Regions from separate parts of the Homo sapiens genome. Here region 2 is linked to region 1. Evidence: read pairs that join two places in POLR2A ChIA-PET (ENCODE). Cell type or tissue: OCI-LY7. All regions are shown on one strand. Each heading gives the region's core, and the rest is flanking DNA. Links, peaks and the distances in the headings are about the cores only. Region 1 overlaps LOC105375059 (a long non-coding RNA gene). Region 2 overlaps FRS3 (fibroblast growth factor receptor substrate 3).

Region 1 (10,861 bases), core at 1,725-9,724:
TGGTGTCTCACGCCTGTAATCCCAGCACTTTGGGAGGCCAAGGTGGGCGGATCACCTGAGGTCGGGAGTTTGAGACCAGCCTGACCAACGTGGAAAAACCCCGTCTCTACTAAAAGTACAAAATTAGCCGGGTGTGGTGGCAGGAGCCTGTAATCCCAGCTACTTGGGAGGCTGAGGCAGGAGAATTGCTTGAACCCAGGAGGCGGAGGTTGCCGTGAGCTGAGATTGAGCCATTGCCCTCCAGCCTGGACAACAAGAGCAAAACTCTTGTCTCAAAAACAAACAAACAAACAAACAAAAAAAACTGAGGCTTAGAGAGGCTAAGAGATCTGTCCAGGGTTACACAGCTGGTGAGCAGTGAGGAGGAGATTTGGGCTCTGGTGTTAAGCCCACACACTTTCTGCCCTCCTTACCACCTTCCCCATGGGTTGGGTTGGCCTGAGTACAGTGGTTTCCTGAGCAGGGAAGGAGATACGCAATTGAGAAATGGTCAGTTCGAGGGAGGAATAAATTGGGTATGGTGAGAGAGACATTCACCTCCAACCTCATTTGGCATTAGGTGGGGGTGGAGTCGGGTGTCTTTTTTTTTTTTTTTTTTGAGATGGAGCCTCGCTCTCTCACTCAGGCTGGAGTGCAGTGGCGCGATCTCGGCTCGCTGCAAGCTCTGCCTCCCGCGTTCACGCCATTCTCCTGCCTCAGCCTACCGAGTAGCTGGGACTATAGGCGCCTGCCACCAAGCCTGCCTAATTTTTTTGTATTTTTAGTAGAGATGGGGTTTCACCGTGTTAGCCAGGATGGTCTCGATCCCCTGACCTCGTGATCTGCCCGTCTCGGCCTCCCAAAGTGCTGGGATTACAGGCATGAGCCACCGCGCCCGGCCTAGTGGTGTCTTAACCACCTGGAAGGCACTCAGACACTTGGGAAGCTGACCTGATGGAGGTGAAGGGCTGGAGACATGGATGAGGACAAGGCCCCTTTTTCACGCCTTTACCCATCAGCATCTTGGCACCAAAGAATGGGCTGGGATAGGAACTAGGGGAGGTTAGGCTGCTGTAACACAGACTCCAACAAGAGTGGCTTAGCAAAATGGAAATTTCTCCCATACAGATCCGGGTGGGTGATCTGACCCCTTGGTGGTGTTGAGGGCCCAAGCCCCTCCTGTGCCCTTGCGTGTGGGAGATGGCATCCCACCATGGCTGCTGGGTCCGTCAGCCAGCCAGTGGGGAGGGAGGAAAGTGACGAGAAAGAAAAGGCACTGCCCTTCCTTTTCAGAGCATGACCTCAAAGTTGCCAGATGACATCCCTTTGGTCACCAGCTGATCACATGCCACACTTAGCTGACAGGGAGTTTGGGGAACATACATAGTGGAGCTTCTAGTACCAAAGGTACAAGAAGGGAAAGTGGATTTTAGGGGACAGTTGGCAATCTTTGCCATGAGATCTAGATGAGAAGGGTATGGGGAGCCTGTGTCATGTGGGTGAGGATGGCTTTCCTATGGGGACCTGCTGGGAGAAAAATGTTCCCAGCTGGACTTCTTTTTGTGAGGGGCCTAGAGCAGAGGGACCAGAACCCCCTTGGCTAATGCCCTCACGCTGGACTCCCTCCCCTCTGGTCAAAGGTGGAGGGTCTGATTCTCCTTCGCCTTGACCAGAGGCCCCTTGGAGGTCATCATGGAGCCCTTCTTCCAGGAGCACCCTGTAGGATCAGGGTGAGGTTCATTGAGGAGCACCATATTTTCCCCTTGGCAGGGGGGCGGCGGGGGGAGAGGGTCTGTGCTGTTCTCTGATGAGGTAGAGGAGGGTCATGTCTCCATCCCTTAGAGAGGTCGTTGAGAAGGTCAAATGTAATGTGAGCAGGGTCGAGGCAGGGAGGTCAAGGTTTGTCAAAAATAGGGGAAAAAGAGGTTTATTTTCAAACGAGACCTAACAATTGACAGATAGCTTATCCCTTTGATCACCAGTTGGTCACAGGTCACATTTAGCTGACAGGGAGTTTGGGGAACATACGTAGTAGAGCTCTTCTCTGGAGGTGGGAATCTCCATGTGGCTAGAGGCTGACAGGCAGCCTTGTGGGTCCAGTGCTGACTCATTCATTCACTCACTCATTAATTCACTCATCCGCTCAGTGTCTGTTTATTAAGTGCTTACCATGGATACACCGGGTACCATGTTCCGTGTGTGTGAAAAAGGAAAGAACAAGATGGGCACAGTCCCTTACCTCTGTAGCTTATAAGCCTTGTTTTCCCTGGTTCCCTTTCTGCCTCCCTGGGGAGGAGAGACCAGGCCATCACAGCTCTGAGAGAGCCACCCTTGTGACTCAGAGCCCAAAAGGCCCTAAGGGAGCCCATGAATGCATCTGATAGGCCCTCACCTCTGAGCCCGCCATCGTGGGGCGGCCGGGGTGCAGGATGGGCCAGAGTGCCGGAGGGGAGGGCAGTGGAGCATTGGAGGTGCGGTTTCACTTCCCTCTCACACCAGGCGTGGAATCTGATTTTTCTCAGTTTGGTGAGGTGTGTGACTTCTTCTGTGAGCTGAGGGGAGATGTCTTCACTCACCCCTCCTCCAACTCTAGCTGTCCCTCCAGTGTTCCAGGTTGGATGGGATCTCTCCTTCCCATTCTTCCCATTACCCGTGGCCCTAGTTCACCAACTGCACCTCTTTGCTCCAGGAAAGAAGGTGGCGTGGCAATTGGAAATCTCTGTGGAGACACTTCCTCTGTGAGGCCTTGGTCTCTCAGACTTCTCCCTGGGGCTTGGCTTCCTGGGCCCCTCTTGGCCTTGCTGGAAGAGAGGTCCCCCTGCCCTGGCCTGCTCGGAGAGCTGTCAGGCTCCCTGTTTCCTCTCACAGTTAGATCCCAGACCTTCTGTCTGCCTGCGTGCATGGGTCACTCTCACTTTATTCCCCAAGGCATGGCCTCATGCAGGCCCTGCTTTCCTCCCTGGATTTCTTTTTTATTTTATTTTATTTGACTTTATTTTTTGAGATGGAGTCTCACTTTGTCACCCAAGCTGGAGTGCAGTGGCATGATCTCGTCTCACTGCAACCTCCACCTCCTGGGTTCGAGCGATTCTCCTGCCTCAGCCTCCCACGTAGCTAGGATTACAGGTGTGCACCACCACACTGGGCTAATTTTGTATTTTTAGGAGAGACGGGGTTTCTCTCTATTAGTCAGGCTGGTCTCGAACTCCTGACCTCAGGTGATCTGCCCTCCTCAGCCTCCCAAAGTGCTGGGATTACAGGCATGAGCCACTGCGCCCGGCCCCTTAATTTTGTATTTTTAGTAGAGACAGGGTTTCACCATGTTGGCCAGGCTGGTGTCAAACTCCTACCCTCAGGTGATTCACCTGTCTCAGCCTCCCAAAATGGTGGAATTACAAGCGTGAGCCACCATGCCTGCCCTGCTTGCCTGGACTTCTGAGTGGCCCCAGCCTCGCAATGTCACTTCATGCTTTCCTGCTACTGAACAGTGCCAGTGGCATGGCTAAGGAGAGGGACCCTCCTCATCACTGAGGGTGGACTGAGATCCTCACAAGATGCAGGTTCTCCTTCCATGTCACTGGAGGCGCATAAACCCCTCTGCCTCTTCCACACACCAGCTGTGTTATCAGGGTGAATTATTATTATTTTTTTTTTTTGAGACTGAGTCTTGCTCTGTCACCCAGGCTGCAATGCAGTGGCGTGATCTCCGCTCACTACAAGCTCCGCCTCCTGGGTTCATGCCATTCTCCTGCCTTAGCCTCCCAAGTAGCTGAGACTACAGGTGCCCGCCAACATGCCTGGCTAATTTTTTGTATATTTAGTAGGGACGGGATTTCACCATGTTAGCCAGGATGGTCTCCATCTCCTGACCTCGTGATCCACCTGCCTCGGCCTCCCAAAGTGCTGGGATTACAGGTGTGAGCCACCGCACCCAGCCATGGGGTGCATTCTTAACCTCTCTGTGCCTCAGTGCCCTTATCTGTAAGTTGGAGATAATAATAGTATCCACCTTACAGGGCTATTAGGAGGATTACATGAGTTGTTAGGAGGCTTTATGCACGTACAGCACTCAGAACAGTGCCTGGCCCTAATAAGTGTATGTATTAGGCTGTTATTGTGACACAGGTGTTTGCCTGATGTAAACACTGGCAAAACTTTTAGGCCCCAATGCTAGTATATCAACCTAGGGATATCTAAGCCAAATAAAATAATAAAACCTTCAGAGTCAGTCTTAACGTACAGATTCCCCCATTGTACAGTTAAGATGGTCAGTGACAGGGTCAGGACCCTGCTTGCATCCTGTATTTTTTGCTTTTAGTGTTGGATTTTGTACTTAGTGTTTAATAGATGATAGATGGCGGATGGATGAGTAGATACAGACTGGCATTCACAGGTACCCAAAGGATACGGCTACCCTAGTTATTATAATATTTAAATACTACCAGTTCTCGCTATTCTCACCAGTTATATTCTGTACAGTCACCACGAACACCAAACTGGTGAACACTGGCCCATTGCTCCTAGGGGAAATACAGGGTTAGGTTTCTGTGAGCCACTGGTCACAAGACTTTCATCAACTAATCAATACATAACTTTGTTTTCTGTGTGTTTCTGTTTGAAGACACCTTATTGAATATATAGTTAACTCATTAACATTGAACTCATGCCCCACAGCACGATACTTCATGCCCAAACAAACCTGATCTAATGTATTTTCTCTGTAAGGCGCATACAGTCATCTTGTACTTAGAAACATTCGCCAGCACGTCAGCCCTAGGCTCGGGGGCCATTTCAAACAGCGAAATCAACAAAAAACCCAGCAATGCAGAAAAGGTGGCACTAAGTAGACTGTGACAAGGACACTTGTTTACATTACGAGAGCTGAAACAGGCAGAGCACTGCCCTGTCCCACCTCAGCCAGGAACATGCATGTTGGGTGACTCAAATTTTTCATGGCTTTGCGCATGTCTGTGAAAGATGACAAAGCACCTCAAGTATTGATTTCGGGGTCACAAATTTTAGCAAGGAGGCAAATTCACAAATACAGACTCCATGAATAATGGGGATTGGCTGTACCCGTACATGGTCCCCCTCTTAGTCCTATCCCCACAAGATGCAGCCATCTGCATATCTACTGCCTGGCCCAGCATGGGGCCTCCAGCACCCCGAGCCAGCTCTTAGGCCAGCGCCATCCCACTTGTTGACTCTCCCATCTCTCTCCTGGTGGTATAAATGTTGCTGCCCTGGCTGCACTGGCGGAGGGGTGAGGAAGCCCTGCCCTGCCACCTTTCCCCTTACGCTACTTCCCCACTGCACATGGGGCCTCCCTTGCGAGCCAGACCCACGCATGTGTAAAGGAAGGCGGGATGACACACAAGCAGAGGCCACCTGTGACTGCTCCAGGCCAAGTGCTGCATCAACACCTGGGGAAGACCCCCTGGCGGTTGGGGGGAGCCTGTTTTGACCTGATCTTTATTTACCCCTCAAAGGAAGTAAATAAATAGCTCTTTGTTTCTCTTTGTGGATGTGCCTGTACCACACTGGATGTGCCCGCTGCACACCGTTAAAAACCATGACCCAGCCCCAGAGGAAGTGGTAATACAACGATTGTTTGTTTTATTTTCCATTTATTCTTACATCTCCTCCCCGCCTCCATCCTCCACCCTTTTTGTGTGTGCTGAGAGGTTTTCTTTACCAACCTGGGATCCAATCATTTGTTCATTCATTTCTTCATTCACTCATTCCAGTGTGTACTGAACCATCATAGTGCTAGATACTGGTAAATATGAAAGACATTATAGGAGAAAGTGAGGGTGCTTTGGCCTGTGGATTCAGGCCAACTTGGATTCGGATCCTTGGAACTGTTTCCTGGCAAGATGATCGTGGATCTCTCCCAGCAGAATCATGGGCAAACTTCAGCCTTGTGGAACTCAATCTGAAAATTGAGATCATACTGTCTCATCTCACACGACTGTTTCAAGGATTAAAGACAGAGCAGTGATTTCCCCATGGTCAGCACTTAATATGTGATGCTTGCTTCCTTTAAGCTAGCAAGGTGGTAACAAAGCTTGGAATTTCTTCTCCGTCTCTCTTCCCTGTGGCTGCCAGCCTCCTTCAGCCCTTTATGGGCACCCACCTGGATTACTGTACATTTCTAAAGCTCAGAGACTGTTAGAGGCTTCCCAAGGCCTGCAAAATCAAATTCACCTTCTGTTGGTGTTCTGTTCTCCTAGGATCTGGGCTCAACTCACCTTTCCAGGCCTTTACCCACAGTGAATCTTTATAACCCTCTCCCTGCTAGCTAGATCTAATAGATCCTGGGGTGTTCCTGCTTCCATTGCTTTGTGCACACTGTCCCCCTTCCTGGAATGCCCTTTATCCTCCTCTCTCCATCCAAACTTGACCAGTCTTCAAAGCCCAGTTTAAATCCACCCAGTTCCTCCTCCCACATACCCTGCCTCCTGGGTGGTGTTTCCTAGTGTGTATTATGTGTGGATAACAACACCTATTATTGTCCTTACTAGACTAGGAGCTCTTTGAGGACAGGCTCTGTGTCTCATTGGTTTCCACCCTTCTCTCATTCATTCAGCACATGTGAAGGATGACTGCTCTGTGCCTTTGGGCCCGTCCGTGTTTCTCCAGCAGTGCCCATCACTCTGTAGGATATTCTCTTAGGAAAAGTTGGTCCAACAAATGAGTGAGGGGAAACAGAACAGAAGGTGGCAAATACTAGTCCCCCTTATTCACAGATCCCTAGTGGATGCCTGGAACAGCGGATAGTACCAGACTCTCTGTATATTATGTTTCTTCCTATACATACATACCAATGATAAAGTTTAATGTATAAATTACGTACAGTAAGAGATTAACCACAATGACTAATAATAAAACAGAACAGTTATATATTGTAATAAAAGTTGTGTGAATGTGGTCTGTTTCTCTCTCTCTCTCAAAATATCTTTTTGTACTGCACGATGGGTAACTAAAACCAAAGATAGTGAAACTGAGGCTGGGCACGGTGGCTCACGCCTATAATCCCAGCACTTTGGGAAGCCGAGGCACGCGGATCACCTGAGGTCAAGAGTTTGAGGCCAGCCTGGCCAACATGGAGAAACCCTGTCTCTACTAAAAACACAAAAATTAGCCGGGCATGGTGGCACGTGCCTGTAATCCCAGCTACTCGGGAGGCTGAGTCGGGAGAATTACTTGAACCCAGAAGGCAGAGGTTGCGGTGAGCTGAGATCATGCCATTGCGCTCCAGCCTGGGCAATAAGAGCGAAACTCCGTCTCAATAAATAAATAAATAAAGTGAAACTGGATAAAGGGGGTGACTGCTCATGAAGTCTTGGAGTGCAGGCTCTCTGTGCTGTGGGAATTCTGAGAGAAGGGGAGTAGGGGAGGCTACGGGTGAGGGGAAGGCTTCCCGGAGAGCCGAGTGGTCTTTAGAGGTTAACTGGTAGAGTTTGGAGGGCTGGGATGCAAGGCAAGGGCAGGGTGGGAGCCATGACCATCCTGGCAAGGCCAGGGATTCTTGCTTCAGCCCCTCACCATCATCCCAAGTGTCTAGATCTGGGGAGGGCATGTGGATGAAGGCTGGAACCATACAGAGTCCTTCCGGGGACCTGATCAACACAGTGGAGCAAGGGAGGACAGAGAGAGAGCCAAGAACCTTCTGCATGTTGGGTCAGTTGCAGGCGCCAAGAAGGGCTAGGGAAACGTGCATTCATTTATTAAGACTTTGTTCTTAAGGTTTTTCTTTTTTCTTTTCTTTTTTTTTGAGACAGAGTCTCGCTCTGCCGCCCAGGCTGGAGTGCAGTGGCACGATCTCTGCTCACTGCAAGCTCCACCTCCTCCTGGGTTCGTGCCATTCTCCTGCCTCAGCCTCCTGAGTAGCTGGGACTACGGGCGCCGGCCACCATGCTCGGCTAATTTTTTTGCATTTTTAGTAGAGACGGGATTTCACCTTGTTAGCCAGGATGGTCTCGATCTCCTGACCTTGTGATCCGCCCGCCTCGGCCTCCCAAAGTGCTGGGATTACAGGCGTGAGCCACCGCTCCCGGCAAGGTTTTTAAAAAAATTATAAGATGATTATTTTTAGGAATTTGGACAATATGGAAAATAGGAAAAAGTTAGAAAAATCACCCATAGTTCTTATCACCCAAAGACAGCCCTGGTTTACATTTTGTGATTTCCTTCTAGTCTTACATCTTTATTAATTTAAAAATTGTTAATTTTTAGATTTAACTTTTAAACTAAATAGTAAAAATTGTAATTATAAATATAAAACAAACTTCCTTATTGTAAAAACACATTACAAATAGGAAGAAAATAAAAGTTTAAATTCCGCCCCAATCATTAAGTCCTATCCCTCAGGGAAAATCAGTGTTAAGGGTTACTAGATGTCCTTCTGAACCTTTTTTTCTGTGCCTACAAACTCACTGATAGTTTCATTCTTTTAAAATAGGATCATAGAATACTGTTCACATGCAATCATTTCTCCTTTTACAAAGTTAGGACCATTTTGCATGCCTGGTGTTATATTTCCTTTCCTTTTTTTTTTTTTTTTTTTTGAGACAGAGTCTCGCTCTGTCACCCAGGCTGGAGTGCAGTGGTGCGATCTCAGCTCACTGCAACCTCCATCTCCCGGGTTCAAGCAATTCTCCTGCCTCAGCCTCCCAAGTAGCTGGGACTACAGGTGCACACCACCACACCCGGCTAATTTTTTGTATTTTTAGTAGAGACAGGGTTTCACCTTGTTGGTCAGGCTGGTCTCGAACTCCTCACCTCAAGTGATCTGCCTGCCTTGGCCTCCCAAAGTGCTGGGATTACAGGTGGGAGCCACCGCTCCAGGCCTACATTTCCTTTTTGTTTTACATTTTTTATGCTATGTGAATTTACTTAAGTATCTGACATTATACAAACTGAATCCATACCATTGATGATATACTTATTTATAGATTGCAATTTTATAACAACTGATAGAAAATATGGAGTAGTTTGCCCCAAAACACAAGAATATCTAATTTGTGTATTTTAGAACATGACTGAAATGTTCCATTGATTAATCAAAATGAGTTGAAAACCTTAACATTTAATATTTAGTTACAGTATTTAAAAAGTAGTGGGAGATATCTTTTTCTTTTTCTTCTTTTTTTTTTTTTTTTTTTAACATGGAGTTTCGCTCTTGCTGCCCAGGCTGGAGTACAATGGCACGATCTCGGCTCACCACAACCTCTGCCTCCTGGGTTCAAGTGATTCTCCTGCCTCAGCCTCCTGAGTAGCTGGGATTACAGGCATGTGCCACCATACCTGGTTAATTTTGTATTTTTAGTAGAGATGGGGTTTCTCCATGTTGGTCAGGCTGGTCTCGAACTCCCGACCTCAGGTGATCTGCCTGCCTCAGCCTCCCAAAGTGCTGGGATTACAGGAGTGAGCCACCAGGCCCGACTGGAGATAGCTTTTTCAATTTTGTGTCAGGTATATAAAACTAAAGGAAAAGGCATTTTTCTGAGATCTCTCAAGTTAAATAAAAATGGCCTCTCAGGTGCTCACTTTCGCAGCACATATACTAAAATTGGAACGATACAGAGAAGATTAGCATGGCCCCTGCGCAGGGATGACATGCAAATTCGTGAAGCGTTCCGTATTTTTTCCTGGCTAACACGGTGAAATCCCGTCTCCACTAAAAATACAAAAAAATTAGCCGGGCATGGTGGCAGGCGCCTGTAGTCCCAGCTACTGGGGAGGCCGAGGCAGGAGAATGGTGTGAACCCGGGAGGCGGAGCTTGCAGTGAGCCGAGATTGTGCCACTGCACTCCAGCCTGGGTGACAGAGCAAGACTCTGTCTCAAACAAACAAACAAATAAAGGCTTCTCAGGTGGACGTTTTACTTTTATTTATTATTTATTTAGAGACGGAGTCTCATTCTATCACCCAGGCTGGAGTGCAGTGGTGCGATCTCGGCTCACTGCAACCTCCACCTCCCAGGTTCAAGGGATTCTCCTGCCTCAGCCTCCTGAGTAGCTGGGACTACAGGCATGTGCCACCATGCCCGGCTAATTTTTGTATTTTTAGTAGAGATGGGGTTTCACCAGGGTGGCCAGGATGGTGTTGATCTCCTGACCTCGTGATCCGCCTGCCTCGGCCTCCCAAAGTGCCGGGATTACAGGCGTGAGCCACCACACCCGGCCACATTTTGTTGCTAAAATATAAAATGTTAATTATTATTTTGGAAAAAGTTAAAATTTCCAGCCTTTGCCTTCTACCTACACAACCTTTTAATAAACTGTTTTTTGTATGTCAATATATAGATTTCTTAAATGCCTATGTCACATTCCACCCATATTTTACTCAGGTCATCACACTATTTCCATAGACACTTCTGTTTTGGGCTAGGTCCATGAGACACAATGCCTGCCTTCTGAAGCTCACAGGCTGATTGGGACCCCACAACCTGACCAGTTTCCACTTAGTGCAATACATGGCAGTAGTGGATCTTGTGCTGGATGCAATGGAAGCTTGCAGGGTGTGGGGTGGCTGGGGATGCAGTCAAGGAAGCCTTTGTGGAGACAAGACATTTTTGCAGTGGATCTTGAAGGACAAGCAAGAAGTCCCAGATGCAGAGGCCAGAGGACTGAGTGGAGAACTGCCAGCAGCAATGTGACTCATTATCAGCCAGCTCCCCTGGTTCTGTGGTTTGTTTCTGCTTTTCCTTTAGAGATGACAGATTCTGTGAACAAGAGCTCCAGCTGTTTATCAGGGGCCCTCCCAGGCCCCAAGTGCCAGGGGCTCCCACTCCCTGCTGGAGAGGCTGTGGGCCCCTGATTAGGGAGACAGCTGAGGCAGGGGACCATGGGCACTGCAGGCGGGAGTACTGGCAGGG
Region 2 (10,724 bases), core at 1-8,000, 250 kb after region 1:
CACGCCTGTAATCCCAGCTACTTGGGAGGCTGAGGCAGGAGAATCACTTGAACCCGGGAGGTGGAGGTTGCAGTGGGCTGAGATTGCACCGCTGCACTTCAGCCTGGGTGACAGAGCGAGATGCCATCTCAAAAAATAAATAAATAAATAAATTAAATAGTGCTTAGCACACAGTAAGCACAACATCAGTGTTTGCTGTTTGCTGTGGGAAGCTGAGGGCAGACCCAAGTCGACCTGTGCTCTCCCCTGCCCACCTCTCTGTAGAGGGAGCCTCCTCCTTCCTCATTCTGGGGCATGTTGAAGCACATGTTTCTCCTGCCCACCAGAAGAGGGAGCCCTCAGTAAGGGCACACAGTTGGGGAGGTGGTAGAGGAGATGTGCATTGGTTCTGCCTTGGGCTTGACTTTCCTAGGTCAGGGTGTCCCAGTCTCAAGATTTTGAATTTACAATTGAACCCCTTCCCCATTAACATCTGGCCCTTGGATACTAAGGCATGGGCTGTCTAGGGTCGTCTAACATTTGTTATCTAACAAACCGACCTTGGAAGTCAGCTACCTACCTCTTCCCTCACTGTCCATATGACAAAACTCAGCACTAGAGAAGTAGGATTTGCCCAGAGAACTGCCGTGGGTCCATGGCACTGCTTCATGTAGTTATGTGGCATTCAGTAGAGTCTGTGATAGTCGGATGTGACCTTTGGTTCCCCACCTCTTGTCCTGCATCAGATTGTCTCCCAGTGGCTCAGGGACCCATGCAAACACTTGTTGGACTCACTCATTGACCCTTCTGTCTTCTCCCCTCCAGGTGACAAATGTGGATGATGAGGGGGTGGAGCTGGGCTCTGGGGTGATGGAGCTGACGCAGAGTGAGCTGGTGCTGCACCTGCATCGGCGTGAGGCCGTCCGCTGGCCTTATCTCTGCTTGCGGCGCTATGGCTACGACTCCAACCTCTTCTCCTTTGAGAGTGGCCGCCGATGTCAGACAGGCCAGGGTGAGTACCAGGCCCTGCTCCACCCTGGGATAGGGGCTTATGCAGTACTCCAGGGTTCCTAATGTATAGGTTAGCCCTCAAGAGGTTAGTGTTATCCCCATCACCTGTGGGCAGTAGAGTGTGATGTATTCTCCCTGCAGTCAGAGGTCAGGGGTGGTAGGTTATTCCATAAGGTCAAGGCTAGAGCCAGCCACAGCTCTCTGAAGAAGTGGCATGGTCTGAGTTTATCTCTTAGGATCCAGACTTAAGCTGTGCAAAAGGAATCCTGCATGGGATTGTGTTCAGTGCAGTTTGGGATTATGGCTGTGCAGAGGTGGAATGAACAAGCTTCTCTGATGAGGCTGCCAACAAAATAGTGAGCCTCCGAGGTCATGTTTGCTGGAGGAGACTTCCCTCCATGCATCTTACCTTTGGAATTCATGAGGCAGAGGCAGGGGCGCTGGGTGAGCAGGCAGAGCAGGCAGAGGCATCCTTGCTCCTAGTGATGTTTGATCTACACTTGGGTTCCCAGAGGGGCTACCCCTGGCCCCAACACGGGGTTCTCTACAACTCCAGTCTTTCCCAGTCTTTTCTACTTCTCGTCATATTTTGCCAGAGTAGTTATTTTTCTTCCCTGTTTCCTCCCCATCCTATTTGTGCAAACCATAGTTGTCCCATTCCCCAGGCTAATTGTGTCTTAGTTGTGGGTATATGCACAGGCACACCCCACGTAGCCTCCCCTAGGTCCCAGGTCCCCCTGTTACAGAGGAGTCCATGCTGGCCCAGTACCCCAAGGGCATCTTTGAGTCCCCTGATTGACAGACACTCAGCCCAGTCCTGCTGTTCCTGGGACCTTGAGTTGCAGTGTTGCAATTTGAAGGGCTGTGAGGCTGGCTGCATTGAGGAGCCTTGTGATTGCCTTGCCATGTTTGCCTTTAGCTAGTCTGCCCATGATTTCTTCCTTCCCGTGCCAGAGTTTAATCTATGAGGTTAGGGACCTATATACAGTAGGCATTTGCTTTCTGGCCACACACTGGGCTAATAAGTGAAGAAGCAGGGAACAGAGTAGACCCTCTTGTCATCAGCGATCTGAGGGCTGGTGCTCTGGATGGAGTTTTTTTTCCTAGGAAGCAGGGGGTGTTAGGCAGAGGAAGATGGGGGAAGCATGTGAGGTAGAGTGTTCGCTCACCTGGCTGGGCTCAGTGGCTCACACCTGTAATCCCAGAACTTTGGGAGGCTGAGGTGGGCGGATCACGAGGTCAGGAGATCGAGACCATCCTGGCTAACACGGTGAAACCCTGTCTCTACTAAAAATACAAAAAACTAGCTGGGCATGGTAGCGGGCACCTGTAGTCCCAGCTACTTGGGAGGCTGAGGCAGGAGAATGGCGTGAACCCGGGAGGCGGAGCTTGCAGTGAGCTGAGATCGCACCACTGCACTCCAGCCTGGGCAACAGGGTGAGACTCCGTCTCCGAAAAAATAAAAGAAGAATGTTCACTCATCTAATACTATCCTTTCCACCTTGGCTTTTGGTTTTGTTTTTTTTCTTTTCTTTTTTCTTTTTTTTTGAGACAGAGTCTCGCTCTGTCACCCAGGCTGAAGTGCAGTGGCACAATCTCGGCTCACTGCACCCTCCACCTCCGAGGTTCAAGCAATTCTCCTGCCTCAGCCTCCTGAGTAGTTGGGATTACAGGTGCTCACCACCACGCCTGGCTAATTTTTTGTATTTTTAGTAGAGACAGGGTTTCACCATGTTGGCCAGGCTGGTCTTGAACTCCTGACTTCAGGTGATCCACCCTCCTCGGCCTCCCAAAGTGCTGGGATTACAGGCGTGAGCCATCATGCCCGGCCTCCACTTTGGTTTTGATTCTCTTCTTGTGACCCCTGAACACACACATCCTTATGAAAATGATTTCGCTTCAGAGCAATATAGCTGGAGTGTTCAATGTGGTGTGGGCGTGCTGGGGCAGGGTACCTTGGACCCAGCCTTTCTAGTAGCTCTTGGATTCTAGAGCAGACCTAGAAAGAATGCTCAGGGCCAGGCGTGGTGGCTCACGCCTGTAATCCCAGCACTTTGGGAGGCCGCAGCAGGCCGATTACCTGAGGTCAGGAGTTTGAGACCAGCCTGACCAACATGGTGAAACCCCGTCTCAACTAAAAATACAAAAAATTAGCCAGGTGTAATGGCGGGCGCCTGTAATCCCAGCTACTTGGGAGGCTGAGGCAGGAGAATTGCTTGAACCTGGGAGGCAGAGGTTGCAGTGAGCTGAGATCGCACCATTGCACTCCAGCCTGGGCAACAAGAGCAAAACTCCATCTCAAAAAAGAAAAGAAAAAGAATGCTCAAGATGAGGAGAGGCTCTCCTGCCCCTACAGGCCTGGGACTGGAGTTGAGGGACATTTCCTGCACATTGTGCATCTGTTGAGCTCCTCTGGTCCTTCCCTATTGCCTAGGGTCATTTCTTCCTCTCCTTCTCCAGGAATATTTGCATTTAAGTGTTCCCGGGCTGAGGAAATCTTCAACCTCCTTCAGGATCTGATGCAGTGCAACAGCATCAATGTGATGGAAGAGCCTGTCATCATCACCCGCAATAGCCACCCCGCTGAGCTTGACCTCCCTCGAGCCCCCCAGCCACCCAATGGTGAGGAGACCCCAGTGTACACACACACACACACACACACACACACACACACGCCCAGGAAGCACAAATCTGAGGGACTAGTTAAGCTGGCTGGTTGGGAGAAGGCTGGGTGAGCCAACCTTCCAGGACAGTTGTCCATGATCAGAACCATTCTTGAGGATCGGTAAGTCCTGGGCTGGGCTAGGTGACTCAAACTGAGGTTGTTGAGTTCTGGGCCTTGTATTGACTGATGGTTGGGGAGCAGACAGGAAGACTTTGGGTTTCCGTAGAATTGGCAGTCTGGAGTTTTTTTGCTTTCTTCCTCTGTCTATTGGGTCATCCCCATATACCTTCCTTGCTGCTGGTGCAGGCATCTCTGGCCATGACCGTATTCTGGAGAGGGTCCTACAATTTCTGCTTATTCAGTCATTGAATTCAGATCAGGTACCTGTTTGGTATTCAGCGCTCCTTGGACTGGCCCATGGGGGACAGGAGAAATAGAAGCGCAGTCCCTTTTTTTGAGGAGCTTCCCTGGACCTTACTGGCAGACCTAGAATGAAGCAAAGGGACGGTCCAGTGACAGCAAGATGTGCTTTATGCGTTTCGGGTGAGGCTATAATGGAGACAGTGGTGAGGTGCTTCAAGCTGAGCTTGAGGGAAAGGGCAGGGTTTGAAGAGCAGAGGAAAGATGAAGGATAATGGGGGGCTGGTGGCTCAGTGGGGTTTAACCACTGTGACGCCCTGAGAACATCTGTCCTCCATTAGAGGAGTCCCAGGATGCCACACACACAGCTGCAAGTGGTTGTCAGGTGGCTTAAGTTCCCCTCTCCTGGGCTTGTCTCCCGTGTGCTCAGCTCTAGGCTACACTGTCTCCAGCTTTTCCAATGGCTGCCCTGGAGAGGGCCCACGATTCTCAGCTCCCCGGCGGCTCTCGACAAGCAGCCTGCGGCACCCCTCGCTTGGGGAAGAGTCCACCCATGCCCTCATTGCTCCTGATGAGCAGGTGAGCACGCAGCCGGCCAGCCCCTGCCCTGTTGGTCTGGGTGGGGACGAGGGATAGGAAATAAGGCCACCTCCTCCCAGTAAGGATCACGGGAAGGGGAAGAACATTGTAACGGTCCCTTCCTGTCCCCAAAAGGGAGCAGCTTCCTCAGAAGGGTTGGAGGACAAGGAAGAAGAAACTCCAGGTCTTTTTCTGTGTGCTTCTTTTCTCTCATCCTGTCCCTTCTGTTCTCTTTTCTCCCTGCCCTGGGACACTCCTGCCTCACTTGGACTCTTTCCCCAGTCCCACACCTATGTCAACACACCGGCCAGTGAAGATGACCACCGCAGGGGCCGCCACTGCCTGCAGCCCCTGCCTGAGGGTCAGGCACCCTTCCTCCCGCAGGCCCGGGGACCTGACCAACGGGACCCACAGGTGTTCTTGCAGCCAGGCCAGGTGAAGTTTGTGTTGGGCCCGACCCCTGCTCGGCGGCACATGGTGAAGTGCCAGGGCCTCTGTCCCAGCCTGCATGACCCCCCACACCACAATAATAACAATGAGGCCCCTTCTGAGTGTCCAGCCCAGCCCAAGTGCACCTACGAGAACGTCACCGGGGGGCTGTGGCGAGGGGCTGGCTGGAGACTGAGCCCAGAGGAGCCGGGCTGGAATGGCCTTGCCCACCGCCGGGCCGCCCTGCTGCACTATGAGAACCTGCCCCCACTGCCCCCTGTGTGGGAAAGCCAAGCCCAGCAGCTGGGAGGGGAGGCTGGGGATGATGGGGACTCGAGGGATGGGCTCACACCCTCTTCCAATGGCTTCCCTGATGGTGAGGAGGACGAGACCCCACTGCAGAAGCCCACCAGCACCCGGGCCGCCATCCGCAGCCACGGCAGCTTTCCTGTGCCACTGACCCGCCGCCGCGGCTCCCCAAGGGTCTTCAACTTTGATTTCCGCCGGCCGGGGCCCGAGCCCCCAAGGCAGCTTAACTACATCCAGGTGGAGCTAAAGGGCTGGGGTGGAGACCGCCCTAAGGGGCCCCAGAACCCCTCGAGCCCCCAAGCCCCCATGCCCACCACCCACCCTGCCCGAAGCTCAGACTCCTACGCCGTGATTGACCTCAAAAAGACCGTGGCCATGTCCAACCTGCAGAGAGCTCTGCCCCGAGACGATGGCACCGCCAGGAAAACCCGGCACAACAGCACCGACCTGCCTCTGTAGGGACTTCCCGGTCCTCACCACCCTCTGCCCCACCATGATCCAGCCTCTGCCTCACACTCCTGTCCTCTGAACCCACCCTCCCCAGGGTTCAGGGTTGCTTTGCAGAAGGCATGGAGGTGGGACCAGATGCTTCCCTGTGCTGGCTGGAGTCCCCAGAGATATCAGCCACCGAGTCTCCTGGTCTGTCTCCAGGCTGGGGAGAGAAGGGTGACCAGGCGAGGAGGGAGCCGAGACGTCAACTGTGAAGGGTTCCTGTGATTGCGTTTAGCGCCCTCCCGTTCTGTCCATTTGTCTTGTCTGCCGACTGTCCGTGTGTGTTTTTTTTGGTTGGAATTTTGAAACATTTTGTACCTGTTGATTTTATTTATCAGTTTATTTTTCTATTTATTGTTTTAAATGTAATTTAACATATTTATTATTAATATAATTATTTTTAAATTCTGGCCCAGTGGATATCATCTTCTTAGGGAATCTTTTCTGGTGTGGTCCTGGGTTGGACACAGGGCAGGCCTAATCGAGGTAAGGGCTTCACTCTGGGGAATTTGGGTCAGTTATGGTTTTTGTGACAAGTCCATGATTTTTTTTTTTTTTGAGACAGAGTTTCGCTCTTGTGGCCCAGGCTGGAGTGCAGTGGCGTGATTTCAGCTCACTGCAATCTCCACCTCCCGGGCTCAAGCAGTTCTCCCGCCTCAGCCTCCCAAGTAGCTAGAGTTACAGGTGCCTGCCACCGTGCCCAGCTAATTTTTGTATTTTTAGTAGAGATGGGGCTTCTCCATGTTGGCCAGCCTGGTCTCAAACTCCTGACCTCAGGTGATCCACCCACCTCAGCCTCCCAAAGTGCTGGGATTACAGGCGTGAGCCACCGCGCCCGGCCAGTCATTTATTTTTCTCCTCCAAGAAGCCCTGGTCATGAACCTACAGTTGCCAGGGATGGATGCTCTGTTGAAGGAAAGGGGTGGGATGGCTGGAGTCCTAGAAGCCAAAAGGGGAGCCTGTGAGGACTGCCCTAATGAGGTAGAGCCCAGCCCTCTGAGGCTGGTAACAGGTGAGGAGTGCAGCGGAGCGGGCACAGCTACAGAAGAGACACCTTCGCCTTCTTGGGGAGCCCTCACTGACGCCCCTGCCAATAGGCAGGCCCCAAAGGGCACTGCTGTCCTTTACCACCTTGGCCCAGAGATGGATCCTGGATCCTCCTTAGCTGCCCCCAGCATGGCTGAGTCAAGACCAAACCTTTAAACAGGACTTTACTAAAATCCTAGGATTATAGCAAAATGAAAAAATACAGTGTAATGTGTAACTAGATAATCTGGCTTGCTAAGTGTCTTTCCTAGAGAACGTCCCTTCAGGAATGGACTGTTAGGATGCCTCTACCCTGCCACAAGGCTGGGCGCTAACAGAGCCGCCACATTGGAGCACCTGCCTGGAAGCACAGGGTCCAGCGGGGCTGTGCTGCACACACAACCTAGTGCTGATCTGTTCCAGGAGCTCCTTTCTCTGTCATGAGGCTGCCTCTCTCCTCCTCCTCCTCCTCTTGCTGGCTTCCTTTCCTCCAAGACTCCATTTCTGTCTGAAACCCCAGTGCGGTTCATCTAAAGGAAATGCTGCTTTTGTGATAAGCCACTCAGGGCCCAGGTGAAGAATGAGAGTTGTGTTTGTCCAACTTGGGGAAAAGCCTTGTCACTGTTTGTGCTCCAGCTCCCTGTCCTGTGGAGCAAGCAGACCTGTCCTCTTCGTCACCAAGGAAACAAGCCCAGGCGAGACACCCCACCCAGTTCCCTCCCCCTCCTACTGTCCAGGACACTGCTGCCTGGGCCTCATTTCCTGGATCCTACCTCCTCTGAGTGGGGGTTGGACTGGAAGCTTTCAGACCCCCCGACCTCAGGTGTCACTTTCTGTCAGTGAAATGGGCAGTGACGACTGGCCACAACAGGATGTGAAAAGGCCCTTCGAGTGGGGCCCAGCAGAGCTCAAGAGGGCAGCTGCCACAACCCCAGAGCTGGCACCAAACCCTTCTCCCCCTTATATCCTTTTGATCTCTGGACCAGAGGGGTCACCTGCTGCAGGCTGGATTCATTGCAGTTTTCCACACTGTAGTAGGGAAATGCTGTCTTCTCTCTGCAGCCTTACCAAGCAGCTCAATTCTGTTTGGATGTCCACATACACTACCCCTGCTACTACTCATGACCTCCACAGTTGGGGTGGTGGGTGTCTCCAAACAGGAGGGTGGATATGTGGGGGCAGGTATGGCTATGCCGGGACCAGGCTTAGGGGTCCTGGCCGTGTTTGTGACTCATGGGTCAGTGCAGGCTCCGCCTTATCGATGGACAGATACTATGATGGGGTAGCCAGAGGCTGGCTTAAGAGACCTGTCCTGACTGGGTCATTATCTCTGCTACCTTAAGCATTTGGTTACCCAATTGGGCTCGGCTTTTGTACCTGGAAGACATGGAGCTGGTATGAGAAGTAGCCAATGAAACGATGAACATGGCCCCACTTTGGAAGTAGACAAGGCTCCTGCAAGCTGTGTTAACAACTCAGCTGTTCCCTTAGAAGTCACAACTCTTAAGTCCCCCTAGGCTGTCGCTTTGCTGAACAAATCAAGAAGGGGCAGTTATTCTCATTCTCTGGGTCGCCAGATCCTGGCCTGACCCCTGGGGTCTCCCTAGAGCAAGTCATAATTGCTTCGATGATCATTTTGTGGGGCTTGGGGGTGTCGAAGGAGTCGACTTCCAGCTCAGTGTGGCCCCCAACCTTTCCTGTCCCCTCCCCTGGTCACTGCCTCTGGCCCATGAGGTCTACTACAGGAATTTTCCTCTCGAGGGAAGGACAGGGTGTGAGTGGACAGCTTTCCTGGCGGGAAGGGGTGGGTGGGAGCGATGCCCAGGAGGGTAACTGCCGCCCCTGTGTTTGAGCCCGCCCTGCCGTCAGGCTGTGGTGCACAGATGGAATCAGTTTCCATCACCATCATCATCCAAAGATCATCACCAGCATCAGTGCATGTTTGCCGAGTGCTGGGTTCTCTTCTTTAGAAACAGGCCCTACCCACCCCTGGGCTGCCCTCAGGAAAGGACAGGATCCAGCATCCTGTCTGGGAGTGACATTTCAGGTCAGACCAGGAGGGGCCCTTCCCAAGGTCCCCCCGGGTAATAATAGCACTTTACAAGGGTATAAACACAGTCAGCTTTCCACAGGGCCTTGTCGAATATTTATCAGGCCTCACTGGCGGGATGTTATCATCACTGTACAGAGGAGGAAACAGGCCAAGAGGTGACGTAACTTGCCTCAGGCCATGAAGTTAATTGGTGGCTTGGGCTAGGGCTGGATGCCTGTCGTGTGTCTCCTCCACCCCCTGCTCCCTGCCTGGCCTGAAGGAGCCTCATTCTCTCAGGTGGGCTGCAGGGAGACTGTGTTGGGTGCTTCTCCCTGGATTGAGTCCCAGCAGGGGATCACATTCCAGTGCTCCCACTCAGGAATCCTGAAATCCAAGCCAAGGCCTTTCCCAGTTAACTATAGGGTGAACCTGCTCTCCCCTGGGGCCTGCCCTATGCCCACCTACCAACTCTGCCCCTCTACTCTCATTTCCTCAGAAATGGCTCCTGGTTGTGTCGACGGGAGAGGCCAGAGCAGGTGTGCAAGAAGAGGCTTGACTTCACTCGCCCCTGCCTGCCTCTCCAGAGAGCAAATCAGCCTCATGGGAGGCCCTCAGAGCTTAGGCTTCCTGAGCTCTGGGGCGCTCTCTGACCAATATCTTCAAGGGGTGTCCTACTCACAGGTGGGGGGTCTTGTAATGAGGCACCCGTGGGCTTTCAGAAAGGTATAGGGAGGGCGGAGGCAAGGGTGGGGAGGGCCTGTGTGAGCCCTTCAGGGCTCTGTATAGTTCACAGGGTCCAAGATAGAATCTCAGAGCTTGTAGGGCAGCTAAGCTAGGACCCATCCAGGGATTTCTGCAACAGGAGTCCTGAAGATACTTACATTTCCAGGACAGGGAGCTCACTACCTAACAAGCCCTCCCTTGACTCAAGTATTATGAAGTCCCTATAATTCTTCCCACTGGGTCCTAATTCTGCTCCTGGATCACAGCATGGCTAAGTCTAGTCTCTCTGCCAGGGTGCTGAACTTTGAAAGTTGGCATCACCACTTACTAACAACTTGACTCATGCCCCAGTTTCCTCATCTGTCACACAGGGATAATAACAGTTGTTGTGAGGGTCAAACAAGAGAATGTCTACCCAGCATGAAGCATGGCGACTGGCCCATAGTAGGTGCTCAGTAAGTGGCAGATGTTATTTTTACCTGAACGTGGTCTCTTTCTTTCTTTCCTTCTTTCTTTCTCTTTCTTTCTTTCTTTTTTCTTTCCTTTTTTCTTTCTTTCTTTCTTCTTTCCTTTCTTTCTTTCCTTCCTTCCTTCCTTCTTTCTCTCTCTCTTTCTTTCTTTCTTTCTTTCTTTCTTTTCTTCTCTCTCTCTCTCTTTCTTTCTTTCTTTTTTTGAGATGGAGTCTCACTCTGTAGCCCAGGCTGGAGGGCAGTGGCATGATCTCAGCTCACTGCAACCTCCGCCTCCCAAGTTCAAGCGATTTTCCTGCCTCAGCCTCCTGGGTAGCTGGGATTACAGGTGCCCACCACCACACCTGGCTAATTTTTCTATTTTTAGTAGAGATGAGGTTTCACCATGTTGGCCAGGCTGGTCTCAAACTCCTGACCTCAAGTGATCTGCTGTCCTTGGCCTCCCAAAGTGCTGGGATTACAGGCATGAGCCACCACACCCAGCCTTGAACATGGTTCTTTCCAGCATGGCTAGGTGTCTACTGCTTTGTGTTCTAGTTTGACCCAGAACTGAGTACCCAAGTTAGCATAAGTATCATGTCTGAGCTAGCACTTTACTGGCTCTGTTGGCTCTTGGGCCCTTAAAGCTGACCCTGACCTGAAATCACCA

Evidence for each region. ChIA-PET counts read pairs that join two places held together with the same protein. Peaks named below come from ENCODE experiments on the same cell type or tissue, not always from the same donor. Only the 100,000 strongest peaks of a DNase experiment are listed, where the experiment ranks them.
Region 2: POLR2A ChIA-PET joins it to region 1 with 12 read pairs; 8 of 35 experiments call an interaction of 5 or more read pairs at or near these places.

Annotation. Positions count from the first base shown.
Region 1 is chr6:42,017,177-42,028,037 of GRCh38, reverse strand. LOC105375059 (a long non-coding RNA gene) reads right to left here. Exons shown (of 5, transcript XR_001744119.2): 5 at 5,798-5,914. It also overlaps a transcript of CCND3 not described here and the pseudogene RNU6-761P. Among named protein-coding and RNA genes, the nearest start is that of TAF8, 28 kb to the left of the region's middle. In OCI-LY7, for the core only: a CTCF peak has its summit at 5,393; DNase peaks (open chromatin) are centred at 2,407, 2,757, 4,777, 5,407 and 2 weaker places; H3K4me3 peaks cover 3,763 bases; H3K27ac peaks cover 7,932 bases.
Region 2 is chr6:41,765,686-41,776,409 of GRCh38, reverse strand. It overlaps FRS3 (fibroblast growth factor receptor substrate 3), which reads left to right. Exons shown (of 7, transcript NM_006653.5): 4 at 805-991; 5 at 3,451-3,612; 6 at 4,446-4,594; 7 at 4,877-6,234. The coding sequence ends at 5,791. Among named protein-coding and RNA genes, the nearest start is that of FRS3, 8.9 kb to the left of the region's middle. RefSeq lists an enhancer at 8,135-8,987. In OCI-LY7, for the core only: a CTCF peak has its summit at 327 (motif pointing right); a DNase peak (open chromatin) is centred at 309.